Linked DNA regions of Homo sapiens: region 2 is linked to region 1. The links are chromatin loops, found by intact Hi-C in ENCODE. Cell type or tissue: heart right ventricle. All regions are shown on one strand.

Region 1 (8,000 bases):
GCAGTGGCCACGTGCTGGGCCCTGCTCAAACCTCTTCGGACTCCCAGAAAGAATGAGGTCGGGCCCTTTCCACCCTGAAATGTGCAGCAAGCATCTGAGAAAGGGGAGGGCAGTGCTAAACCCTCAGGACGGAGCCCAGCGGCTGTGATCCCGGGCAGCAGGGAGGCAGTGTTAGGGGAGGGGGAGGCCTCCTTGCTGCCCCCACCAAATCACACGGACCATAGGGTGTGGATTCCAGAACAACTCCCTCTTTCCACAAAAGGGAAAGCCGAGACCTCGAGTGAGCAGAAAGGATGAGCCTGTGGTCACACGGAGCTTGTCCCAGGCCGGCCGCTCCCATGCTGCTGCTCCCATGCCGCCGCTCCCAGGCTGCCCATCCAGCTAAGGATGTCCCTGACACGGGTTCCTTTGGATTCTTCATAGAAACATTTTGGAAGATTCATGTCTAAGGGTTTTAATGAAAATGGCAGCTTTCCAGGCTGGTCTTGGATAGCAATCGTGAGCAGCCCCGCCGGCCAGTGCTCACCTGGGGCCCCAACCACTCGGGAGGGGGAGGGGGCATGTTGAGTCAGCAGCAAGAGAGATTGCAGTTAGACCTAAGAAAGTCCACCCAAGTGAGAGCCAGATGGCCATGCCTGGTTATAGACAAGTTTCAGGAGCCCCTCCACAGCCCCCCACCCCAGCACTTCCTCCTATAACATGCAGGTACAGGGCCTGGAAGTTCACAGGCACACGCACAGTAGCCTAAAAGCCTCAGTGATCTCGGGAAGTCCTCATAAACAGTGGTTGGACCAGGTGATACCGTCCAATGGTCTGGCCAGCATAGCTCAACGTTTATGGACTCTTCGGCACGCAGGCACCATTCTGCCCTCCCAGGCCGATAACCAGAAAGGCATGCCATGATTCTTCCAATTAGCTTAATTGGGAAATTGGTTCCATGTGGTCTCAAGGGCCACCATCTATGGGAGAAGGCAGGTCAGCGGGACAGCGAGTCTCCCAGCACCAACCCACAGAGCCCCCACCCAGAGGGAGCTTACGGGCTCAGAGCAAGGAGCCTTATTCCACACCTCCTTTTCTCCTTGTACTTCCAACCCCACCATCTGGGGTGGAGCTCTAGCTCATGGTAGATGCTCTGAAAACCGTGGCTGTAAGCAGCTGGACCTCCAGGCCCCAGTGTTCGTCACTATAAGATGGGGAAACGTCAACACTGGCCCAGGGGGCAGGAATAAGATGATTTGAACCATGGGTCTATAAGGAGCACCTGGTGGGGAGGTCATTAAAGGCCCTTGGTTTCTTCAAGCTGACCTGGACCTTCATGAGCCCTACTTGGGGCACCAGGGAATTGGGAGATTTTCTTTTCCCTATTTCGCACCTGAAGAACTCCTGTTCATCCGTCAGTGCCCTGCTCCAGTGCTGCCTCCTCTGGGAAGCCATTCAGCCTCCTCTACCCATGGTTGCCTCTCCTCCATATTCCCATCGCACCTTGATTATGGCCTCCTCATGGCACAGATCAGCCCACATTTGCTGCCCACATGCAACACCATGAGAATATTCTAGACCTGCACTGTCCAATGCACAAGCCACTTGCCACATGTGGTTTCGAGAGCCTGAAATGTGACCTGTACAAATTGAGATGTGCTATAAGGCTAAGATAAACACCAAATCTCAAAGACTTGCCACCAAAATATGAATGTAAAATATCTCAATAATTGTTATATTGATTGCATGTGGAAATTATAATATTGTTTATGTATCGGGTTAAATAAAATATTACACTTATTTCACCTGGTTTTAGTGTGGCTACTAGGAAATTTTAAATTAATTACATATATGGCTCACATTGGATTTCTGTTGAACAGACTCTGCAAACTCTGCTCTCTCCTGGAGCCAAGTACAGGACCTAATCCATGCAATTTCCAGTCTGTATTTGCTGAATGAATAGGTGGATGGATGAATTCTGGGTGGGTGGGTGGATGAGTGGATGGATGGGAGGGTGGATGGATGGATGAATAGATGGGTGGGTTGGCTGGGTGGATAGATAGGTGACTGGGTGAATGGATAAGTAGACAGATGGGTGACTGGGTGGGTGGGTGGATGGATGGATGAATGGATGGATGGATGACTGGGTGAGTGAATGGGTGGTTGGGTGGATGGATGGGTGTGTGGATGGATGGATGGATGGATGGATGGATGACTGGGTGAGTGAATGGGTGGATGGGTGGATGAGGGTATGTGGATGGATGGATGGATGGATGGATGGATGGATGGATGGATGGATTGGTGGGTGGGTAGGTGGATGTGGATGGATGGATGGATGGATGGATGGATGGATGGATGGATTGGTAAGCGGATGGATGGATGCATGGATGGATGGATGGATGGATGGATGGATGGATGGATGGATGGATTGGTGGGTGGGTAGATGGATGGATGGGTGAATGGATGGGTGGATGGGTGAATAGATGGGTAGATGGATGGATGGATGAATAGATGGATGGATGGATAAATTGGTAAGCGGGTAGATGGATGGATGGATGGATGAATGGATTGGTGGGTGGGTAGGTAGATGGGTAGGTGGATGGATGGATGGGTGGGTGGGTGAATAGATGGGTAGGGAGATGAGGTGGTGTATGCACAGGGCTAAACACCATGAGCCTTGCCTTGGAGCCTCTGATTCACCATGGTACACCTGTGCACTTGTGAAATGCAGACAACTTGTGAAATTTACAAAACCACAGTTCCCACCTCTTGGAACTACACCCAATTTATTCATGTGATCAGCCCCAGTGGGTGCCTGCCTTGGAGTCTCAGGGGACCTGGTTAAGAAGATGGGAAGCTCTAGCCAGCAAGGAGTGAAGAGGTTTGCAAACACACTCTTGACCAAGCCTAAAGACTAAATCCAGACCGTGCTCAGGCTGGATTGGGCCTGAGGGAGGGGAAGACTGGGAAGACTGGGAGCTGGCCTTCTTCTCAGGGAGGAGTCTATAAGGCAGAGGAAGGGATGGAGGGAGAGAGGGAAGGGAAGGAGGGAGCAAAGACACAGGCCAGGCAAGCCTCCTGAGCAGGAGGAAACGTTTGTGAAAGGTGAAAGAGGCATTCGAAGGGGGATTGAGAAGAAGCACTGGAATTGCTGGATGTCTGGGCGATACATCCAGCAATTCCAGCACATGTCTGCCTGGGCAACATGGAGAACCCTCAGCCCCAATGGTCCCCGCCTCATCACCAGCCTCTCTCCCCATGTGTCTCTGTGTTACTCTTTGCACACCTCAGTTCTCTCCTGCCTCTGAGCCTTCGTATATGCTGTTCCCCCAGCCTGGGATGCCTTTCCCTGTATTGCTGTGTAGTTGTGCTATAGACAGAATATCTGTGTCTCAACAAAAGTCATGCATTGAAATCCTAACCTCCAAGATGATGATGTTGGGAGATGGGACCTCTGGGAGGCTCTGCCCTCATGAGTGGGATGAGCACCCTTATAAAAGAAGTCTCTGAGAACTGCCTTGCTCACTTCTGCCATGTGAGGATGCAGACAGAAGCAGCCAGCTCTGAACCAGCAATGGGCCCTTGCCAGATACCAAATCCGCAGGTGCCTTGATCTTGGACTTCCAGCCTCCAGGACCATGAGCAATAAGCTGCTGTCTGTGAGCCACCCAGCCCAAGTGGACTAGGACAGGTCGGCTTCCCGTGGAGGCCCCACCTGCCATGCTGTCCAAATCAGCAACCCCACCACCACCTCCCACACTCACTGCCTTCCCCATGACTTGATTCCTCACATGCTTATCTGGGACCAAGGGCTCCAGCTCCAGATGCAGGCATCCACCAGCCTCAAGGCCAGGCACCACAAGCAGGCCCCAGGCATGCCACTTTCTCCCCTCTGTCTTCCTTTGACCTCAGAAGGCACCCTCCTGAGGCTTCCTGCAGTCTCTGGGGACAACTTAGTTGTGTCCCAGTGGGGTTCAACTCATTAGAATTCATAGTCGCTTTGTAGTTGACAAGGTCTGCTCCAGAAGGACCACCACAAATCTCCCCTGGGACTAATCAGGGCAGATGTCCCAGGCACCACACTTCCATGCTTCTGAACCACAGTGTTCTGCATCCCCTCCCTCCCCTCAGCAGCAAGCAGGGGAAGGGCACTCTCCCCAGCCCATGAGATGGGCAGCAGGCAAGGAGGGGTGCAGGGGCTCTGCCTGGGGAATCGCAGAAGCATCACACAGTTCTCTGCCTTCACTCCTGGCCCTGAAAGCCCCTTCTCTGTATTTTGCTCTTCATTTCCAGAGCAGGATGTGGGAAACACAAGCACTGGAGGAAAAGGAGGACCCTTCAGCTAAGACGGAATCAGGGATGTTCATATGCGGGTCCGTCCCTGCTTCTACAGCCCGCCACGGTCCATTCTGGGGCAGCATCTTGGCCCCTAAGCATGGGGACAGAGAGCAAAAAGGCAGCATCTGCAAATCAAACTAAGCAGCATGTTCCAGGGCTGGGCAAATGGGAGAGGGAGGAGCCGGGAGGTGGTTGCCAGGGAAACATCAGAGCTTAGCCAGTCAGCAGGGGCCACCAGTTTGGTTGCCGGGTGCACTCTGCAGGATGACACTGCCCTCAGGTGGTGGATAGGGATGCTGACAGCCACGGCACCAGGGACCGCTATGTCCTGAGCCGATGGAGGCACCTTAGGATGTTTTCCCCTCGCTCTGTGTATACTAAAGATACCCAAGTAGGGCTGACCCTGCATACAGCTCCCATGGCCTCTCTGGGGGAGCAAGCTGAGGATATTCCGTTGTGATGAGGTTTCACAAGCATCCTGACCTCTGGGGAAGTTGCTTTTGCCACAGTTCCCATCAAGTGTTGCCCTGCATGCCAAGGAAACAGAGCCCCTTGCAGGGAAGACAAAGGGTCCATGAGATGCCTCCTTCCTTGAACATGACAAAATTCAGTGCTGTCATCCACATAATTCAGCGGCAAAGATAGGTTTTACTGAATTTCTTCAGTAAGGTATTTTCGTTTTCTAAACCCTAAAACTTGGAATAATTAGAGGTTGCCACCCAGTGGGGACTCAGAAAATTGCAACCCAGCTTTATCAGCTGTTGTAACTCTCCAAACAAAACCAAGGTCTCTGCCTATGTGTCGGGGGTGGGGTGGGGCAGGGTGGGTGTTCAGGGACTGGTGGAGTTTCTAGAGCCCCAAGAGGGGTGACATGTCCAACAGAAAGAAACCACCAAATTCCAAATTCAGGAGGACAGTGGAACAAAGTCTGCTGGCCTTGGACCTTTAAGCTGTCTGCCTTCCCACACCCTCGCTTTCCAACTCACCCAATGAAGAACACAGCTGCACAGTGACAGTCCCATCAAGCCTGTGTCTGCTGCACCCAGACAAAGCCTCAGAGTCCTTCTCATCACAGTGCTGTCAGCAGCCCCTGCTACCAACTAGAATGGTCAAATGGCTGTATGGCCCCCTCAATCCATGTTCCATTTGCTCCTAGTTCACTTGGGGTTTTTTGGCAAATTGTTTGCTTTTCTCTAAAGTATATTGTTTGTAACTCAAGTAGCTTGTTTGTTGCACCCAAAGTTCACTAGGTTTGTACTTACTGGAAAATTCCTGGGTCCTGCCCTTTTGACGTGTCCCCACCCAGGGCCCCCTGCCACCACATGCCCTCCAGTGACACTGACACCTTGGCCCTCTATTCCCTGGACAGTCTGCAGTTGGCTGGCCCCAGGCACCTGCAGTCCAGGTGACCCCACCTTCCACTCTCACTACCAGCCCTGTGACATTCTGCCCCACAGCTGGGTTAGACTCCCTGAGCACATGCACCTCCGGTTCTCCCAGGCCCTTCACTGCAGCTGGGTCCTCAGTAGACCCACACACTTGTCATGGCTTCTGTGCAAGCCACCCACGTCCCTGGGCACCCAGAGAAAGGACCTTAGTAGAAAAGGCCAATGAGGCTGCAAAGCCCGGCACCTGGAAGGTCTCTCGCTCTCAGTCTCGCCCAGCTGCCCCTCACTGAGTGTTGGAGTGATGCCAGAGGGGAGCCACTGCAGGTCTTGGCTCAGGCAGCACCACAAGCAAGGTGCTAGGATTAGCCCCATTCCACAGGGGCAGAAACTGAGGCTCTGGGTGAGCGAGCAGGGAGCTGACGTGAGTGACTCCAGAGCCCACACTTATATCTCGCAGGGGCAGAGCAGAAGAGACCGAGGACTGGATTCCAGGCCAGCACCACCAGCAGGGCCCTTGGCTCCTGGCCACTACCTGAGATACAGAGGGTCTGCAGAGCCCATGTCCTCCTGCTCCCCTCCCCCACCCCATCCAACCTCCAACAAAGGAAAAATCTTCCCCAAACCCTGCCTGTCTGTTAGGAAAGCTCCCCTACTTCAGTCCCCTGGCCCTGGGGCCACTAACCCAGGTCTTACTGACCAAGAACTTGGGGGATTTTTATGCAACAGCAAGAGTCTGAACCAGAGAGGGGTGAGATACTCCCCGGGTGTCAAGCTGAGGCCCTGGTCCAACCACAACTCCTGGCGTGTTCACTGGCACTGGGCCTGGAAGCCAGGCCATGGCTTCTCCAGGTGGGCAGTGTCTGGGAGCTGGGACCCCACTTCTGCTTCCCCCTACCCCAATGCACACAGGCTGCTCCCAAACAGGCTGAGCCTGGGGGACCTTTCAGACTGAAATGCAAGAGCTGAACTGTGGAGGCAGACTTGCCACAAGCAGCCCTGTGATGGTCTCATGCCCATCCCACAGACAGTGGGCACACCAAACAGGGGAAACCGAGTCACAGGCATGTGCAACAGTGATCACCAGCTCAGCAGGTCCAGGGCCAGGACTCCAGAGAAACCCCTGCCCACCGCCACCCCACTCAGCCTGGAGGAAGCCCCACAGCTGGGCCCAAGCACCCTGGTGCCCCACCAGCCGCATCCTCCTCCCTCTGGGTGATAGGGCACTGAGTCTCCGCACCTGACTCGCTCAGGGTGCTGCTCCAGATTCTACGTGTTCCTCCTGCTCCCAGGTGAGAGCAGCACTCCTGACCACTGCTGGTCATGCACCAGCCTCAGCTTCCCCAGCTGTGACAGCTACCAGGGAACAGGCCTGCGGTGGCAAATGTGCCGTGTGTGCTGGAGGGTGGACATGCTGCTTCCGACAGCTGCACCCCAGTGAGTGCCGGGCGAGAGGAGCCCAGCGAGAAGCTTCCCAAAAGCGCCTCCCTCCTTCCAGGACGGGCAGCAGGAGAGCAGGGAAGTGCTACAGGCCCACCTGGCTTCCCTTTGAAGCCCTTAAGGAAAGCCCCTCTCTGATCACTCTGTGGGAACAAGGCCACCGCTGACCAGCAAAGACAATCTTCCTGAGAGTCCTGACACTGTTGTGTAGGTTGTGAGACCCGTCTCTCTCCAGCCCTGCTTCCTTTGTGAACCTGGGCTTGTCACCCCTGCCCCTCCTCCTTCACGGAGCTGCTGGGAGGACAACATGAAGCCCCTGGAGATGAAGGACGTTGCTACGCCGGTAAGGGCCAGGCAGATGTGAGAAGGGCGTGAGGGCCGCGTTCAGCAGCCGTGCAGTGGTGCAAAGAAGATGCTGCTGGGCAGGTGGGTGTTGGGCCTGCTCAGGTGGAATCCAGCAGCCCCCCAGCCCCCCAGGAAGAACCTGGGCTACGGTTCTTCCACAGTTACCTGCCGTGAGCGAGCACTGTGGGAAGCAGCGTCCCCCTCCACACCTGGGCCAGGATCCTCAAGTGACTCGCACCCCAACCTTAGAAGTGTAGGAGGGGGTGAGGGGGAAGGAGTTGGGGGGGCAGTCAGCCTCAAAAGTCACTTCACTGGGCCGGGCGTGGTGGCTCACGCCTGTAATCCCAGCACTTTGGGAGGCCAAGTCTGGCAGATCATTTGAAGTCAGGAGTTCAAGACCAGCCTAACCAACATGGTGAAATCCTGTCTATATTAACAATACAAAAAAAAAAAAAAAAAAAGCTGGGCATGGTGGCATGTGCCTGTAATCCCAGCTACTCAGGAGACTGAGGC
Region 2 (8,000 bases), 240 kb before region 1:
CTCCCCGAGACAGGGCATGGTGCAGCTCCAGCTCCCCTAGCGCTTAGGCTGACCCACACGAGTGGCTGGCGCGAGACCGTGTCGGTCCCAAGCAAACAGCCCTTTCCTGTGTGTGGCCCCTACACACTGAGCACTTCTCAAACAGAAAACCTGAAGTGAGCTTCTGAGTCCCTCCACTGAGGGGCCCACAAGCCAAGTGGGGTGGACAGAGTCCGAGCAACAGAGGACAGGTGGCGAGTTTGCTCGGAGGGCCGGGCGGAAGGGGCGAGGCGGGGTATGGCGTCAATTCAAAGGCAAATGATGTCCTATGACACTGGTCTCCAACAGTGTCCCTTGGGACCTCTGCAGGTCCCAACCCAACACTTTGGGACCTGCAGAAGGGACTCCGTAGACAGCCCTGCTTCAATACTTCCCAAGCAACCTCCAGCTTCATCTGCCATGAATGGGGCAATTGGCTTATGTGGACCCACTCTACTCTGTAAGCTAATTCACAGAAGGCTCTGGAAGAGCAAGTGAAGCACTTTGGAAAACTTAAAAAAACATGGACTTAAAAAAAAATCCCGCAGACTATTCAGAAATTTACCCTAGATTATGTGTTGGTTTTTTTGTTTGTTTTGTTTTGTTTGAGACAGTCTCACTCACTCCGTTGCCCAGGCTGGAGTGCAATGGCGCGATCTCGGCTCACTGCTTCACTGTGTCACGGTAACCTCGCTCACCTAGCATCTGGTTAAAAGCCGGAAACAGACATGGAAACCAACTGATCTGTAGATAAGAGCCCTGCTCAGGGATGGGGTCCCTGCTGAGAGAGGCACAGAGAGCCTGCTATGCAGAAACTGCTGGAAGGCCAAGCCATTTCTTTCTTTTCCTTTTTTTTTGTTTTTGACATATTCTCACTCTCACCCAGGCTGGAGTGCAGTGGTGCGATCTCAGCTCACTGCAACCTCCGCCTCCCAGGTTCAAGTGATTCTCCTGCCTCAGCCTCCCGAATAGCTGGGATTACAGGCGCGCACCACCACGTCCAGCTAATTTTTGTATTTTTGGTAGAGATGGAGTTTCACTATGTTGGCCAGGCTGGTCTCAAACTCCTGACCTTAAGTGATCCGCCTGCCTCAGCCTCCCAAAGTGCTGGGATTACAGGGTGAGCCACCGCGCCCAGCTGATCCTAGATTATTTATCCAATAATTAGCCCGTATTCCTGAGATACTGTAATATTTCTGGCCACAAGATAATCCAGCAGAGAAGGACAAAGTCCAGTGAGTGTGTGGTGCCCACACCCCAGAATTGGGTGACACAGAGAAGATTAAACAAAGTGGCTGAAGATCCCCTTGGAAAGCAGGAGCGCTTACTTCCCAGGGTGCCCCTCAGCGTGTCACACACCCAGAGTCCATGTGGTCCTCGGCAATCAGCTCTCTAAGCCCTTCCCTGGACCAGCCCTCCCAGGATCTCTAGGTCACGAATTCTAAACCGGGGGTCATGGGGCAGAAAAGGGTGCAATTTCTGGGCCAAGGTCCAAGTGAGGATTCCATGGCTAATTCCAAAAGAGATGCTCTCCCAGAAGCTTATGAACGCTCCTCCAGAGGCCTGGAGAAACGAAACCGCTGCAGTCCTTTGCGGGGACAGGCTGTCTGAGCCGATGAGTTCCACACGCTTGAGGCTGGGGATCCACAGCCCAGGGCCACTCTGGTACCCAGAGGTGGGCTGTTTAAGAGAATATGGGCTGCCAGGGGTCCCAGGCCACTTCACCTCACCTCCACCAAGCTGCAAGGCAGAGACTCGGTGCCTCGAAGGTGTTTCTTGAAATAACTCGTTCTCAAAAACATTCTTGAAAAGAACTGCCCAGATTCTCTCAGAGACAAACTCTTCAAGGTCACATGGATGTAAAGGAGGGCTGGGCAATGGCTGGGGATGAGTGTACAGAGAGCACGTCTGTGGAAGCAGAAACAGCCCCTCAAAAGAGGGTGTCCTTCAGGGGCCCCGTGGGGACACGATCATCAGAAACACCACGGAGCATTCAAAGACTGCCCTGATCGTGGGTTCAATGCCGGGGTCACCTCCAGGTCCACCAAAAAGATGCTGCGCTGTCTTCTAATAATTACAGAGCATCTCATAAAGTGAACTCACCTGCCCTACATCCCCCGTCCCTTTCTCATCTGAATCAGAAAGAGGAGCTCATTTTAGTCCAGGCCATGAGCAAGTGGCTGGGTCAAGGCGATGAGGTTCTCCATCAACAGCTCGTTAATCACGTCCAGATAAGCCCAGAGGGTTTAATTAACTGTGGCAGGTGCCGCCCCACGACTGGGTGACAGGGACAACTTGGATGCTGTATCTTAGAGCTAATGCTGCTTCCCGCTCCGGGCATGTAATTAAAAGCAGAGACCCGGCATTTAGCAGTTGACTCTCATTAAAAGCCTCCCATGCTCTTGCTAGGAGTCACGACGTTTGATTCATCGTCTCTTAATGTCACTGCCCCTGGTTAAGCTTCTGTCTGGAAGTGCTTCCTTTCCCACGACCCCGAGGTTTCTCTCAACCTCATCCCTCAGGACCCATCCGACTCTTTCTGCCCTTGGAGTCCTGGCGGCCCAGCTACCACCAGAGACACAGCTGATAGAAGGTCAAGGGCACTGGGCCACACCCACCCACCCACATCCAGCAGAGAAGGACAGTGACAAAGCCCAGTCCCGTCCAGAAGGACAAAATCCCACTGTTGCAACTGCCTTTTCACTACAGTGAAACGAAGCCGGGCTCGTGAGAGGGGCTTCCTGGAAAGCTGAGCCCGCTTCTGCCACCACGCAGGCTTGAGCGCTGCTCCTGGCTGGAGGCCAGAGGGCCAACGGGACCCACCGCCCCAAACAGAAGGGTGCGGCACTTACCAGGGTACAGCTGCTTGGTGGGTGCGCTGAGCTGCGCGTCTTTGGTGACTCTGTAAGCGACATCCGGGCCTTTGGAAGATCGCCGCGTGGCGCAAAAGCCTGTTGTCTTTGTTATTCCATCAGGCAAGTTGTGAAAATCTAGAACCTTCAGGAGATCTGCTGGCTGAGCTGAAATGACAGAGGAGGAGCAGAGTTAGCCACGGAGAGGAAAGGAGCACCTGGGAACACCCGGAAGCTGGGATGACAGGAAGCACCCCCACCCCCACCACTGTGAATCCTGGGCACTCAGAAGAGCCCCAGGACCAGCTTAGAGCCGCGTGCTGGGCGAGGCAGGGCACCACGCTGCGGAGGAGGGTCCCATCCTTGTCCCCACCAGCAGCCACATACCGGGGGCAGACCCAGGCTAGCCCAGAGGGTCCCATCCCTGTCCCCACCAGCGGCCACACACCAGGGGCAGACCCGGGCTAGCCCAGCTCTGACGACGCCCTCCTTCCTCACTGCGCTCTCGTGGCTCCTGAGGCTGGCAGGGGCCACACACCCAGCCTCCCAGACACCTCTTCTCATTGGCCACGTAAGGAGAGCAGCCCAGGCAGATGCTGGAAGGCCACAGAAGGCCCACTGCGGAGCTGACCGCCTTATGGTGTGCTGTGCAATGACACAGGAGAACCGGTGGGTCACAACATCTGCCCTGCAGCCCTGAGAACCTTCACCCCACCTGAGGCCCCTCCAGAGGTCACGGGGATGTCACTGGCCTAGTTTATCCCCCCGTCATTATCCACCTGGACTGTCTGTCGCCTTCCCATGACCGTTTACAGCGGGTGTGCAGTTTCCATTGCCCTGGAAGACCCCTGCCCACATCGCCAGACCATGCAGAGCCAAGAACAAGGGAGGGGCAGCCCCCGCATCCCTTCCAGAAGGTTCCTGACCCTCTATCCAGGGGCTCTCAGGGAAGGGCAAGGGGATAAGCTGACCTCTGGCCACTGAAGCCGTGATCATTACCAGGGAGCTCAATGGTCACCCTCCAACACAAAAGACGGCCCCATCTGCCAGAGCCTCCTTCCCCCACACCACGAGGACCCCAGACCTGCATCCACCACAAGGCGCGAATCCAGGAACCTGCCCTGAACAAGGTCAGTTTTATGGGAAAAGCACTGCTCCTGTGCCCACGAGCAAGAGGCTCCCTGGGAGTCCCGGCAGAGAAAATAAACTCGAAGTTGGCATCACAGCGACAGAATGGTGTGTGTTGGGGCGGCCTGGGAGTTGGAGGAACCCAGCAGCCGGCAACTGCCCTGCCCAGTAGATGTGGACGGGGTTGGCCGTGCCCCCTCTGCTGGCCAATCAGAGCATGACACCGCCCTGTCCCAGACGGTCAGCTCAGGGATGGACGTGAGACCAGCCAGGATAAGGAAGCTCCGTCCTGGGGCTTTTTTCCTTTGAGAAAGAGGAATCCTCCCTGCTCTGCTGGCTCCAAACACAGAACAGGAACCTGGAGCTGCTGGCAACTGTCTCCTGAGCAGGTGGAGAGTGCTTGCCTGAGGATGCAGAGAGACAGACTGGCCACACTGTTTGAGTAGCTGGATCAAGCTGTGCCTGACAGAAACCGGTGTATCCCTCTTTATGCTAATGCCAATTGGAGTTAGATCCCAACATCTGCTACTAAACAGTGCCCATCTCTGGGTGCAGTGGTGTGGGCCTCCTCAGCTATCAGTTCCCCGCTCTCTGGCCTGGCCCTCCTCCCCAGGGAGGAATGGTGATCAGCCTGCGACGGGCTCAAGAGGAAAGTCCCACCTTTTTCCCAAGGGCAGAAGGTTTGGAGGTGAGATGGGATGGCCACGCAGGTTTCCTCTCTGCTGGTTTTCAAGGACTCCTGCAGCCAGGGGCACCTGCAGCCTCGGCACTGCCACGGGAGGAGGTGGCTGCCAGAGACAATGGCGCAGTGTCACTGCTTGTCCCAGCAGGCCCTCAGCAAGAGGAGCACCCAGACGGAGGACTCTGTCTCCCCAGCACTCCCTGTCCCTCCAGGGGACTCAGCGCGGGCACTGTGCTTGGTGCGCAGGCCACAAGGAGGTACAGACAGGAACCTGTGCCACCCCCACCCCCGCCATGACCAGCTGACAGTGCAGGGAAGACAGCAGCCTGGGCAGGGCTCTGAAGGAGACCAGGGTGGAGGGAAATCGAAGCCGCATTTCTCATTCATGAAGCCCCTCCCCATCCACAGTTCTCTGGAAGGCTCCACAGTACCCAGGTCCCAGGGTTCTGAAGTCCCTGCCTCTGACGGTGTCATTTCTACAGCTTGGCTTTGCTGCAGTCCTCTGCCAATTAAATCAAGAAGCCAGAAACATGGAGAAGCTGAGGATTTCCCACTGCGGCGTGGGAACAGTGACAAAGGGGAGGGGCGGCACAGGGACCCAGAACACCCCACGTCCAGGCCTCTCATGGCCTCTCTGTTTTCCTGGGTGGCTTTCGGCTGCCAAGCAGGGCACAGCCCACCCAGCTCTGTCACCCCCTCGGGCATGTATGGCACCTCCCACCTGGCCCCAGCAAAGAAGGCTTTGGTGGGCTTTTGCCTTTGACTTGAGAAGAAACGCTGAGTGCCAGTGCCTGGTGAGGCTGCACCGCGCAGCCCTGGGCCTGGATGCAGCCCGTGGAAAGAGAGGATGCGCCAGCTGCCGGTCCACCTGCTGAAGATGACACAGTGCCGAGCCCTGGGTCATCCCTAAGACTCAATTCCAGCACTGGCAGCGGCCGGGGCAGGGGAGCAAGGATCCCGGCCGGGGCTTCCTGGACTCACACCATAACAAGCCCGTGATGCTCTTCCCAGACTCAGGCTCGCAAGCCTGTTTTCTCCATTGCTGAAGGCAAGAGCTGTTTTCCAGCAGGCTTGGTGGACATGTTCGCAGATCTCTGTTGCAACAAGTTTAAGAGGCCACCAGACCTTTCCCAGGCCTAGTGCCACCCCTCCTGCTGGCCAGGGGCTTCCTGTGCCAGAGCAGAGGAAAACATTAAGTACTTTTTGAAAAAGAAAAGGTTGGGGAGAGCCCAGGAGGAGCCTGGCGCACAGCCTTTCAGGAGCTTTTCTTCCAGCCTCCATCAGGATGAAAACTCCACTTGGACACAGCACAAGCTTTGGGGACAGGTGGACATGGGTTTGAAGCCAGTGGCACCCCCCACCAGAGGGTGGATCCCAGTGGGTCAAGGCCAGTGAGAGAAGCTGCAGAATCAACAGTGGCCACCGCACACTGGCCCGTGCACTTCCCGGCTCAACAAACAAGAGCCCCTCTCTTTTGCCCTTTTCTCCTAGACAGCCAGGCAGGGGCCCATCACCAGCAGTTCCCAGAGGACCCACCGAGCAGCCCAGGTGCTCAGTGAAGACGAGATGGCATCACGCGTGTGGTCTCCACACCCAGCCCGGTGCCTACTCTTTAGTGAAGGACCATGCAGCTGTGCCCAGAGGTTCCTGAGACCGACCATCTGATGCACAGAAGGCCAGCTCCGAAAGCTTCATGAAACAAAAACTTTGTTGATTCCATGGAACCCTCGCCATGACCGGATCACCTATGGGGTCAGTCCATCACATGGTGGATGGATGGATGGATGGATGGATGAATGGATGGATGGATGATGGATGGATGGATGGATGGATGGATGGATGGATGGATGGATGAAGTCCCAGAGAATAGCAGGTGTCCTGCTGTGCCTTGGCCACCCAAGCTCCAGCCCTGTCTCCTCTAGGCACCATCCTGCTCTGCAGTCTGGGGAGCTAAAAACTACACTTCCCAGGTGCCTTTGCATAAGGATGCAGGGTGCAAATTAGAATCTGCCAATCAGAGAGACTCATGGAGCTGGACAGTGAGAGGGAGGTGGCAGCCTCCTCCGCCCTGGCACAGCCAGCAGGGCCATATCCCCAGACACAGCATATGGAGGTGATCCTCATGTCCAGACCCCCACGCATGCCACGGCCTGGGACCAGCTTCAGGGCACCAGGCGGCATTGGCAGCAGCAACTTCCTGCAGTCTGGGTGGCAGCCTCGCTATGGTGGTGCAACCCCAAATGGGATAGTGGAGTGGGGCCTCCTGACCCCACCACGCCGGGTCTCCCGGAGACTGTATCCACCTGACTCCCTGCATTCAATCCCTTTCCCCATCGTGGCTTGCTCCCATCAGCTGTGTGCACTGAAACCAGGAGCCTCCCTGGAACCACCTATGGGACATGGGCCCAGCACAAGGCCACGGGCATCAGAATCTTTAAACTACAAGAAGTGTTTACCCCCAGCACCTAGGGGTCAGGCATCCTGCACAGCCTCGCTTGCCCAGGGAATACCTCTTGTCCATCCCCGAGTTGATCAGAGTTAGAGAAGTTGGCCCCTGCATCCCCTGCACTGTTACAAGTAGAAGTATTTGTCACTGGCATCCCAGAGGCCCATTTTCATGAGGATATAACCAGGCATCAGGTCCCCAGACCTATAAAGGAATGGACGCCAGCAAGGTCAGTTTTAAGGAAGAAGGGAGGTGACTGAAAAGAATTTGATGGCCAGGCGCGGTGGCTCAGGACTGGAATCCCAGCACTTTGGGAGGCCGAGGCAGGCAGATGGCTTGAGCTCGGGAGTTGGAGATCAACCTGGGCAACATGGTAAAACCCCGTCTCTACATAAATACAAAAATTAGCTGGGCTTGGTGGCATGCACCTGTGATCCCAGCTACTGAGGGGCTGAGGTGTGAGGCTCGTTTGACCCTGGGTGGTGGAGGTTGCAGTAAGCCAGGATCGTGTCACTGCACTCCAGCTTGGGTGACAGAGCATAACCTGGTCTCGAAAAAAAGGAAGAGAAAGAAGAAGAAAAAGGAGAAGGAGAAGGAGGAAGGAAGAAGGAGAATAATTTGGAAATGAAAGTTTGAGTTCTGCGTGGGTGTCATGCACCACAAAAGGCAGCACAAAGACCCTGATAAGAAATACAAGCAAGACTGCAGCACTGGCACATAGGAGGAGCTCAACACAGACATGCAGGATGGACGGATGAATGGATGGATAGTGGATAAATGAATGGTGGATAGATGGATGAATGGATGGATGGATGAATGGATGGATGGGTGGGTGGATGGATGGCTAATGGATGGATGGATGAGTGGATGGATG

Evidence for each region. Hi-C counts contacts between places; a loop is a spot of excess contacts. Peaks named below come from ENCODE experiments on the same cell type or tissue, not always from the same donor. Only the 100,000 strongest peaks of a DNase experiment are listed, where the experiment ranks them.
Region 2: it touches region 1 in a loop (4-fold over the local background); 24 of 110 quality-filtered maps call a loop at or near these places.

What each region holds. Positions count from the first base shown.
Region 1 is chr9:134,446,336-134,454,335 of GRCh38, reverse strand. The region is part of intron 1 of LOC105376311 (a long non-coding RNA gene); the gene reads right to left. Among named protein-coding and RNA genes, the nearest start is that of MIR4669, 71 kb to the right of the region's middle. RefSeq lists silencers at 4,399-4,693, 6,868-7,275. In heart right ventricle, a CTCF peak has its summit at 4,604 (motif pointing left); a DNase peak (open chromatin) is centred at 4,545.
Region 2 is chr9:134,685,950-134,693,949 of GRCh38, reverse strand. COL5A1 (collagen type V alpha 1 chain) reads right to left here. Exons shown (of 66, transcript NM_000093.5): 2 at 2,871-3,038. Among named protein-coding and RNA genes, the nearest start is that of COL5A1-AS1, 37 kb to the right of the region's middle. RefSeq lists an enhancer at 4,370-5,160. In heart right ventricle, a CTCF peak has its summit at 4,207 (motif pointing left); DNase peaks (open chromatin) are centred at 2,549 and 4,209; H3K27ac peaks cover 1,977 bases.